Linked DNA regions of Mus musculus: region 2 is linked to region 1. Evidence: chromatin loops called from intact Hi-C (ENCODE). Cell type or tissue: left cerebral cortex. All regions are shown on one strand. Links, peaks and the distances in the headings refer to the core of each region. The heading gives the core; the rest is flanking DNA.

The links. A loop is a pair of places that touch in the nucleus more often than their neighbours do. Peaks named below come from ENCODE experiments on the same cell type or tissue, not always from the same donor. Only the 100,000 strongest peaks of a DNase experiment are listed, where the experiment ranks them.
Region 2: a loop joins it to region 1, with 9 times the contacts of the local background. A loop is called at or near these places in 2 of 42 quality-filtered maps.

The regions. Positions count from the first base shown.
Region 1 is chr4:62,207,465-62,212,847 of GRCm38, forward strand. It overlaps Zfp37 (zinc finger protein 37), which reads right to left and starts at 1,082. Exons shown (of 4, transcript NM_001290351.1): 1 at 865-1,082. The coding sequence starts at 897. Gm30451 (a long non-coding RNA gene) reads left to right here and starts at 1,460. Exons shown (of 2, transcript XR_390634.1): 1 at 1,460-1,501; 2 at 1,652-1,938. In left cerebral cortex, for the core only: CTCF peaks have their summits at 228, 816, 1,828 and 2,738; DNase peaks (open chromatin) are centred at 600, 1,086, 1,473, 1,713 and 1 more place; H3K4me3 peaks cover 2,021 bases; H3K27ac peaks cover 1,970 bases.
Region 2 is chr4:62,260,942-62,266,324 of GRCm38, forward strand. Gm23148 (a small nuclear RNA gene) reads left to right here and starts at 3,373; the gene lies at 3,373-3,479. In left cerebral cortex, for the core only: a CTCF peak has its summit at 2,844 (motif pointing left); DNase peaks (open chromatin) are centred at 2,415, 2,681, 2,785, 3,435 and 1 more place.

The DNA of each region.
Region 1 (5,383 bases), core at 152-5,151:
GTCACTAACCTCCACTCAACTCCAGTGACCTTACAGAACCTTCTATCATAAAACCCTGAAAACTCACAAAGCCTTGGCCTCAGAGTCCTAGTCACAGAATCATAATAATTATTATTAATTCCTACCAAGAACCCCATCACTAAAGGGACAGTTAGGACTACTGATACCCTTTCTCCCTAGATGACAATCTGCCATCCAAATAGGCACTTCAATATAAGACTTCTTGTATTCCACCAACTGTCATCTGCTCATTAGCCTCCAGGTTCCCCCCTCACTGCCAGTCATAGCACACAAAACGAGGACTCTTAAAGACATTGCTTATTAGACTTCCAGAAATGCCACCATTACTGACCCCAAGGGCTCAAATTCTAATCCCCACATATTCCAAATGAACCAGTTCTCCAAATCTCAATACTGCCCCTCCCACAGTGCAGCCTGTAATCCCCAGTTACCTAAAACACCAGCTCCCAAGCAGTTCAAATTCTAATCCTTGTAGGGCTTCCCGTCTGTAATACATCACAAAGCCCTCATTTCAGATCTTGCTAGCTTTCCAGACCCAGACTCAGTCACTGTGACTATTACAGATGCCTCCCCGCTCCCAAGCATCACTTACCTAGACAGATCCGTCAAAATACTGATTTCCGAAAGTTACAGCAATCCCCAACTCCATATGCCCCCAATATCACGGGCACTTAATACTCCATATGCCCATAATACCCCAATACCTTGGTCCCTTAGAACACCGGCCTTCCCAAAAGACTATTCAACAACAACGCCACAGATTCTCAAATCTCGTCCACTAGGACTCCAGTCACCCTCCAATCACCGACAACCAAACCAACCCCAAGCCCTTACCGCCCTCACCGCATCGCTTTCCGCAGGCTCGGATGTAGCCATCTCCTCCGGACGCCTGGCTTTGTCCGCACTCCTCCGATCCAGCGCCTCTGGCTTTGTCAGGTCCTCGATGGAGTCAGAGGCCGATATGGCGGCCACCCCGGGCACCGCTTCAGAGGGTCCGGGGGCTTCGATGGCGGAGACCTGCGGAGATTGCTTGTGGGCGCGGCCATCTTGGCATGGACCCCGCCGTACAACGGAGGCGCGGGCGCCTCTGGGATCACTGTGCCGGCAGGGCTGGCGATTCGTGAGTCCTGGTTCCCGGAGCTGCGACGTGTCCCAGGCAGGAAGTGCTCAGAGGAGCTGCTGCGCGGGACACGCACCCCAGACCTAAATTCGGGAGGCGCGGGGAGGCCTCGCCTCGGGGGTTCTGTTACAGAATTCGGAATTACTTTTCCAAAGGGTTTTCCAGTTGCGGTTGCCGGGGAAACCCGGGAAGCAGGATGAGGAATCCAGAAAGAGAAAGAAACCAGAAAAGCTGGTCTAGACTAGTAACGTTGACTTACAGAGAGAAGACATTTATCGCTAAGACATAGCAAAAATTCTTTGGATTACTGTTATAATGGAGAGGGGAGGGAAGAGGCCGACAGCGAACACGGCACTCCTGGTGAGAGCCCAGCACTGGTGAAGACATTTCCTCAGAACTGCACAGCTGTTAAAATGACTTCTCAGTGCACTACTTAACAAGCTCATTGCGTTTACTCAACAGTTTTTATGTAGAATTTTTGATATGTAAATATGTACAATCCATGTGCAGGATGAAGAACAGGACTACACAACCTTCATCCCCCTCCTCAGTTTGGATTCGCAGTAGGGCAGAGATGGTGAGATTACTGCAAATGCGTGGTTTCTCATTGATTGACTCAACACCCCTATTGGAAAATGGATCCAGTGAGGAGACTGCCTGCAATCCCATTACGCAGGAAGCAGGGGCAGTGTTTTCAAGACTAGCCTTGTTATATAGAGTGAACTTGAGGTTAGCGTGAGCTATCCAAAGCACTTGTCTCAAAAGGGCAAAATAAAATAAGGGTTTTTATAGCTTTATTCAATGTACAGCGGGAGAAAGAACAGAACTGATTTGTGGGGGCCAGAGTATAAATATAAGAGTTAGTTCTCTCTTTATGGGGATCCAGGGACTTCACTCCGTTCTCCAGACTTACCTACCACAATGGTTGCTATTTACACTCCGAGCCTTCTCACAGGCACTAACATTTTAAGCTGTTGCTGTTTTTCCTGAAGTCCCCTTCTGAAAACAGAACCTAGGGCCTTGTGCTTACTAGGCAACTAACTACTCTGTACTGAGCTAAAGCCCAAAGCCCAAATTAAAAACAAACAAACCTGTTTTGCATGCCGCCCCCGCCCCCGCCCCCACCCCCACCCCGTCTGCTTGTCTCCCTTAGTTTCACCTCCAGTTCTTGAGCCTCTGGTAATGGGGTATCCACCAGAGAAGACTGCTCAGACATGGGTTCAAGCCAACAGAAAAGCTAGCCAGTGACTTCCCTGGGTGTTTGGGATCCCAGTGTAACACTGAGCCTTCCTCGGGATGTGCTTTTAAGTACAAAAAAACATGTTCTGGGTTGACATATTTCAGCTAACAAGAACAGTTAGCCAGAAACAGAACTGCAGAAGCAAAAAAGCAAGGAACTTAGAGTTTGTATACATAGCACCAGACCAACCTCCAACACTTTCTTTAACCTTTCTCACCTTCCTCCCCCCGCAACCCCCCCACCCTGCCTTCCCCCCTCCCCTCCAGGAGAGAAATGATAAATGAGGAGCGAGGGGTGAGGGGAAGAGAGATCCTCAAATCTAAACTTTGCTTTGTTTCTTCCCTGACCACTACCAATAGCAACCTGTAGGCAGCACCCTAAATCCACCGAAATACCAATAACTACCTACCCCACCTCTTGGGAATGAGGGCATTGTGTTTCTTGCTGTCTGATGGCAATGGCATCTTTGGATGAAAATTGGGATGTTGGCCAAGTCCTGGGAGAGTTGGTTGTTTCGTTTGCTGTCCAGGAAAGAGCATGCCTTACTGAGGCAGTCTGAGAGGCTAGACCACCTGCAGCCAGCTGCTTTGACTTCATTGGTTTGTTCAAGTGCTGATTTCTGTGCCCAGAGATCTAGTTGCAGTCTGGACTTAGGACTCAGTATTTTGTAAAACAGTTTTCCATTACCTCCTGATTGGTTAAATAAAGAGCTGATGAGCCTATAGCCAGGCAAGAGAGCAAAAAGTGGGACTTCAGAGCTGGGGGGGGGGGGGGGGAGGGAGAGAGGGAGGGAAGGAGAGAGGGGGGGAGAGAGAGAGAGAGAATGAGTCAGCACACAAATGAAGGAATAGGCCAGGCCAGCATTGTCAGGTTAGAATAGTTCAGAATCTGTCCAGCTATCATGCCTGAAGCTTTTATAAATACAAAGTCATTATTCAGAGCAAGGGCTGGCATAGAAAATTCATATTTTTACATTGGTGTCTGAAAACACACAAACTATTAAAAGTAACATTGTAGGGACATGTTTGTATTAGCACATGTATGAAATGTGTGGTGTGTACAAATCAGTTAATGATAATTCTCTGTTCTATGCCTGACCAGGTGAAAGGCATCTCTGTAAGTCAGGTTGAACCGCATCACTAAACTGTAATGGAGTGCTATAAACCCCATCCATGCCATCTGAAAGGATGGCAGGTAGTAGTAGGTCACAAGGACCAAGTGGTCACAAAAGGTTCATAGGCTACTGCAGAAACATCATGGTTCCTTGACTTACCCCTCTGAGAGTCAGAGGGTCAGGGATCGATGTTTTGAGACTTGTACCTGTATACAGGTCTCCCAGGTCAAATAGAATCCTTATTAACTTGGAAGGAATCCACAGCTTTTTGTCTCCCGTGGAAATAAAGGCATAGCTTCTTCCCTAATGCAGCACATTTCCTGACTTCATTGTGAGGTTAACACACCCTTAACTATCCTTAATATCAGATGATTTAAATCAGCAATCCTTTATAAAATCCAGTATTTTTCAACAGCTGAGACAACAATGAGAGAACCTTAAAAACAATTTTAAAAATTTAATGGTAAAGAATTATGTAATCTTTCTCTGGAAGATCTCGTATCCCCTTTGGTCTTATGAGCATCTCCTTTAAAGTGCAATTAGACCTTTCCACAGTTGCTTTACCCGTAGGATTGTAAGGCACACCTGTAATGTATTTCCTGTTAACATGTTTAAAAAAAATTGTTTCATTTTAATGGATACCTATGATGGAGTGTTATCAATTTTAATTTATAAAGATATTCCCAGGATAGCCATTATTTTTATAAATATGTGATTACAAAATCAGCCTTTTCGGAACTCAAGGCAGAAGCCCATTGAAATCCCGAATAGGATCCAAAATCAATTATATTCTGTACATATGTTAATTTTCCAAACTCTGCAAATTGAAACACATCTGCCTACTAAATTTCATTTCTTTGGATACCTTTAGTTTTACTTCTAGCAGGTAACAGAGCTTGATTTTACAAGGAAGAGTTAGGATAATTTTTAATAATTTCTTTGGCTTGTCACCACATTATAAAATTTGTTTCTTTAAGCATCTATTATTTTTATAATATCTTTTATGAAAATGTGAAGCTTTTAATATATTTCCTATTAATAATTGATCTACCTCTTTATTTCCTAGTATCAATGGTCTTTCCTGGCAAACCCATATGAGACTAAATATAGGTTATATAGTGGATAATCAGTTTCAAATTACCTGTTGTAGTTGTATAAACAACAAAGTTAATTCTGAATCATCTGGAATAAGTTCAGCAGTTTCTACATGTAAAGCAATCCTATATGTAAAACATTATTAAGAGTCACTCACTCTTATATTATGAGATTCTGGAAAATCTAGTAAAACTGTTGTGGTAATTTCTTACCCCAATAAGCCCATATAAAAACCACACAATTCAGTTATTATATTTATAAGCTATATGCCTAGATTTGGCAGATCTATCACTATACTAATTTATTCCCCAGTTATGAGACCCCATACTTGCAGCTTCCCTGGGCCATGTGATCCTGCTTCATCTTCCTTCCACCTCTCTCTCTCACTCATTCTCTCTCTCTCTCTCTCTCTCTCTCTCTCTCTCTCTCTCTCTCTCTCTCTCTCCCCTTACCCCCTAGACCTCCCATCCTACCTTTTCTTTCTCCCTGCCCAATCATCAGCTCTAGCCTTTATTTGGCCAGTCAGAATGGAGAGAGGGTTCAGTGAGATCACCCGAGTATGTGATCTACCCCTTGTCAGAGTAGCCCCTCTTGAGGAAGCTGAATTAACATCAAAATACAAACAGCATCAGGGAAACCCACAAGAACCATGAGAATAGCATATAATTATGATTTTTGAACTGGAGCATAGAGGCTTTGAATTGCTTTATTTATATATTCTGACTTATGAGATGTCATTACTAGTTTATTGACATCTTTATGAAAGGTAGGAGATTTAGAAATTAGTGTTCCT
Region 2 (5,383 bases), core at 312-5,311, 54 kb after region 1:
GCAACCTTGGCCAAAGCCAGTCACATTTTGTATCTCTTGATATGAAGGAAGGGATGCCCAGTATCACAAATGGGACAAGGACAGTCAGCTGCAGCCCAGGACAGGAGGTCTCATAGCAAGCACTGAGGGTTAGAAACCCCATAGACTGGTCTCTCAAGGCTGTGTGACCCCGATAAACCATTTAGCCCTTCAGAACATCACCTTTGAGAGGGTCAGTAAGGCGGTACACATACAAAGAGTGTTTCCTTATTAAAGAATTGTGGAGGCAGAGCACCTGAAGAGCAGCTCTGGAGTTAAGAGTGCTTAACTGATTATGTAAATGACCCAGGTTCACTTCTTAGCACTGACACATGACTTCAGTTCCAGGGGATCCAGCACACTTGTCTAGCTTCCATGGGCACCAGGCATACATATGATACACTCATGTACACATAAGTGAAACACTCATGCACATAAAAATAAGTAAATCTCTAAAATACATACATACATATATACATATTTATGTATTTGGAATATATATATGTATGTATGTATGTATTTGGAGTCAGGCATGGTAACATATGCCTTCAACCCTAGCCCTTGAGAGGCAGAGGCAGAGGAGGCCAGCCTGGTCTACATAGCAAAGTCCAGGCCATCTGGGGCTACCTAATAAAATCCTGTCCTTTAAAAAGAAAATAGATCCTGAATATTTCCTTGCCACCTTGTTGTGACACTCATTTTCAAAAGGAAACTGGTGGAAGAGCACTGTTCTGTGTAGCTGTTTATTAAAGCAGTTTATCTAAAACACCAAGATTATCTATCTCCTCTCACTCAGAGACATTGGATGCAGAGATGTTTATTAGTTTCCTCCATTGGCTGGAACTACAGATTTATTCTCTAAAGAAATGTTCTTGTACATTTATGCATAACATTTCCTTTATTTTATTTTTTTTAAACTTTTTTTTTTTTAAAGATTTATTTATTTATTATATGTAAGTACACTGTAGCTGTCCTCAGACACTCCAGAAGAGGGCGTCAGATCTTGTTACAGATGGTTGTGAGCCACCATGTGGTTGCTGGGATTTGAACTCTGGACCTTCGGAAGAGCAGTCGGGTGCTCTTACCCACTGAGCCATCTCACCAGCCCAACATTTCCTTTATAATATCTGTGGTTATTTGATATCCAGAAGTCCATCAATCTGAGCTTCTAAACGTTTAGAAAAGCAGCATTTGAACTCCAAGACATCTCAGAAGCCAGTTGCTAGAAGCCTGTGTCTGTCAGCAGGGATGTTTAGTTCAGTTCTATCAGAGCTGACTAATCAGGCAGAGCTCACGCTCTCAGTACCACATCTTCACCCTCGTTGTACCTCAAGCATCACAGCTTCTATGGGTCCATTGGCAGTGGCCAGTGAATATAGGAGAAACACAAAAGAGAAGCAGTTGGGGACAGGTGGACACCTTCTGGTGATGCTCTAGAGCTAGCTTTTGTTAGCCTCTGCTAACAGGTGCTGCTGGATCCTTGACAAGCCTGGTTCTCAGATTACAAAACAATGCTCCTCCCTCCCTCTCCTGTGACTTGGCATTGGGGCCACCTGTTGAGCAGACATCTGCAGGGTTGCCCTTCAGGAGAAAGGTTGCCTCATAGGAGGGAAGACAGGCTGATAGCCGGGCCACTAGCCACTTCAAAACATCAAAAAAGGCAAGTTATAGGGACTGGCATGGTGACTTTCCCATGTGGTAGCAGGTATTCTGTTCAGTCCCCCACACTGGAAGTGGCCCCCATAAGCTTCTGAAATTTAGGACTTAGAGTACCACCCCCAACTCTCTAGTGACCCAGTAGAGATATGGATTGAACCTAAGAAGCTTTAAGGCAGTGGTTCTCAAAACCTATGGGTCATAACCCCCTTGGAGCCACATACTCGATATCCTGCATATCAGATATTTACAATTCATGAAAATAGCAAAGTTACAGTTATGAAGTAGCAACGAAAATAATTCTATAGTTGGGGGTCACCACAACATGAGGAACTGTATTTAAGGGTCACAACATTAGGAAGGTTGAAAACCACAGCTTTAAAGAGAACACTCTCAACAGATCAAACAGTAAATACAGTCCCTGGTCTATGCCTTCTAACTATTCCATTCAGTTTACTTTTTATTCTGCCAATGGGGCAGATATGAGTATTTAGAATCTTGCCACTCATTGGGCTGTGGCCGTGTAAAAGCTGAAATCTCTAAGGACTGCTCTGTCTCAGAGTAAAACAGCATGCCACATTTGGAGACCAAGGATTTTTACATATGCAGTATATTTGTGAGGAATTTCTCCACCCCTCCATAAGAGAACAACGAAAAGAATAAAAGCTAGCTTGCAAGACGTGGGCAAGAACAATTGGCAGCTAAAATGTCCTGTGGGGTGAGTAGGCTGCATGTCTCCTTTCAGAGCCTCCCCACTCCTCCAAGAAGTGGGTCACAGGTGCACACGCTGTCTCCTAATAAAACCTGACAGTATCAACTGGGCTAGCTAAAGTCCTACGTGTGAATTTGCAGTTTCCCTCCTGGGAAAGGCCTGTCCATGTCACCTGGAAGCCTGACAGTTGAAAGGCAGCAGTTCCAGCTGGCACCCCAGGCTGGCTGGCTGGCTGGCTCAGACTAACTGCTTCATTGCCCCGACCACCCATGCAGGTCTAAGAGACCATATCTTGTGTTCCAAGAAGTTTGTGCAGAATCACACTACAGTTCTTTGCAACAAATCTTCTTGGGGAATGATAGGGGCAAGACAGGGGCAGGCCTAGTAAATAATCCTGTTTTGACCTCTCCCAGCTGGGATTTTTCTCAAGTGCAGCTCAGAAGGAGCACTGTCTCCTCCTAGTGGCCAATCGCCTTTTCTTTTTCTTTCTTTCTTTTTTTTTTTTAATTTGAACAATATCAACCTGATCCCCAAGAGCTCCCAGGGACTAAACTACCAACCAAAGAATATGCATGGAAGGACCCATGGCTCCAGCCCCATATGTAGCAGAGGATGGCCTTATTGGGCATCAATGGGAGGGGAGCCCCTTGGTCCTGTGGAGGCTCGATGATCCAGTGTAGGGGAAGGCTAGGGTGCTGAGGTGGGAGTGGGGGGGGTAGAGGAGCACCCTCATAGAAGCAGCGGGTGGCAGAAGGGGATAAGGGGGTTGTGGAGGAGAAACTGGGAAGGGGAATAACATTTGAAATGTAAGTAAATAAAAAAAAAACAATTTTTAAAAATAAAACTGTACTTGATTACCTAGAAGGTAGTCATTAGCTGCATGTGACTCTCTGTTACCTTAAATGTGGTTAGTCCAAGTGGAGCGTGTGCCACGAAGGTAAAATGTGTTGCATTTTAAAGGCCTAGTATTAAAAATAACTATAGCTGTGCTCACTTCGGCAGCACATATACTAAAATTGGAACGATACAGAGAAGATTAGCATGGCCCCTGAGCAAGGATGACATGCAAATTCGTGAAGCGTTCCATATTTTTCATACACTAGCAAGATTTTGCTGAAAGGACCCAGATATAGCTGTCTTTTGTGAGACTATGCCGGGGCCTAGCAAACACAGAAGTGGATGCTCACATTCAGCTATTGGATGGATCACAGGGCCCCCAATGGAGGAGCTAGAGAAAGTACCCAAGGAGCTAAAGGGATCTGCAACCCTATAGGTGGAACAACATTATGAACTAACCAGTATCCCAGAGCTCTTGACTCTAGCTGCATATGTATCAAAAGATGGCCTAGTCGGCCATCACTGGAAAGAGAGGCCCATTGGACTTGCAAACTTTATATGCCCCAGTACAGGGGAATGCCAGGGCCAAAAAGTGGGAGTGGGTGGGTAGGGGAGTTGGGGGGGGAGTGTATTGGGGACTTTTTGGATAGCATTGGAAATGTAAATGAGGAAAATACCTAATTAAAAAATATATATTTATGCTTGACAGACAAAAAATAACTATAGCTGTTTACTCTATAATTTTATATCAATTGCAAGACTAATGGCTCTTTTTGGGGGGGGCTACATTAGTTAAACAGTATACTAATTTCACCTGTCTTCTCTCACTTTGTATGTGTGTGTGTGTGTAATATGCATGTGTGCGTGTTGGTGTTCTCACCTTCATGGGCATATGTGGAGGTCAGAGGCTGGTACGGGAATGTCTCCCTCCTCAGTCATTTCTCCATCTTACATTGTGAGATTAGGTGTTTTTCATTGAACCTAGAAGCTCCTGTCTGGGGCAGCCTAGCTGTCTGCTCAGTCCCCTGGATCCACCTTCTCTGATCACAAGCACATGATAACACATCCAGCTTTTTTGTTTTTGCCGTGGGTGCTGGGGAGCTGAGCTGAGGTCCCTACACTTGCATCGCAGGCACCCGCCTCTTATTTCTTAAATGTGACTCCTAGAAAATAGTCAGGAGGCTCACATGTGTAGCCTGCAGTATTTCTATCAACCAGCACAGCTCAGCTGGAATAAATGGGGTTCCACACACTCTGGAATACACACATCTAGAGTCATTTCCACATCAGGATTAAGGTGAGAAGGTCCAGATTTTGTGTCTGTTAGTTCTTCGTGGGGCCCAGGAATTCCTAGCAAGCCCCACTGCCATCACATCAAGACCTATATATAGCTTTATAGCCTTACAGCCCTCCTTCCCTACATGTGGGAGGGGCCATGGGATTGTGCAACTCAGAGTCCTTGTGTAATAGAAAAGCTTTGCCAAACCCCTCAGAGCAGAGCTCACTCTCTGGGTTGAATGCAGCGGAAATGAGCACGGGCCTGGAAAAAGGTTGGCTCTTCATGAGAAGACGGAGGTAGTGCTTTTAGCCGCAGCTGCACACCACAGTCTCCAGGCGGCTCACCCAACGTCCCCACCCACCTGGAGCATACTTTTAAATTGCTAGATGTTGATGTGTATTTATAAACATAGTGGGTTATGAAATGCACTAACCTGCCAGCATTTAAAACCTCTAACCTTCTAATACACTTCTATGATTATACATTGCTATAACCAAGACTTTCTTGCACCAAAACAGCTTATTGTATGGGTCTAGGATTTTAATATACAAAGCAATGGAGACTCCGTGGTTTTTGTTTCCTCTTGTTCACTTACAACTGACATTTATACAGAGGGTTTTTTGTTTTGTTTTGTTGGCGGGGGGGGGGGGGGGCTGGGAATGTATGTTCTCTCATCAAACCCACTTTATACTTGAGGAAACAGTTTGGGTGGCTCACTGCTTCACAGAACCAGTAGGCAGAGAGGCAGGATCCAAATCCTGGCAAGGGGGTGCGAGCCCCAGGAGTGATGTTGAAAGACTCCAAAAGCTCAGGCCTCAGGACAATAGCGGACACCCAAGAACTCATGATAGACTGAGCTTGTTGCAAATCACATGAGGCTT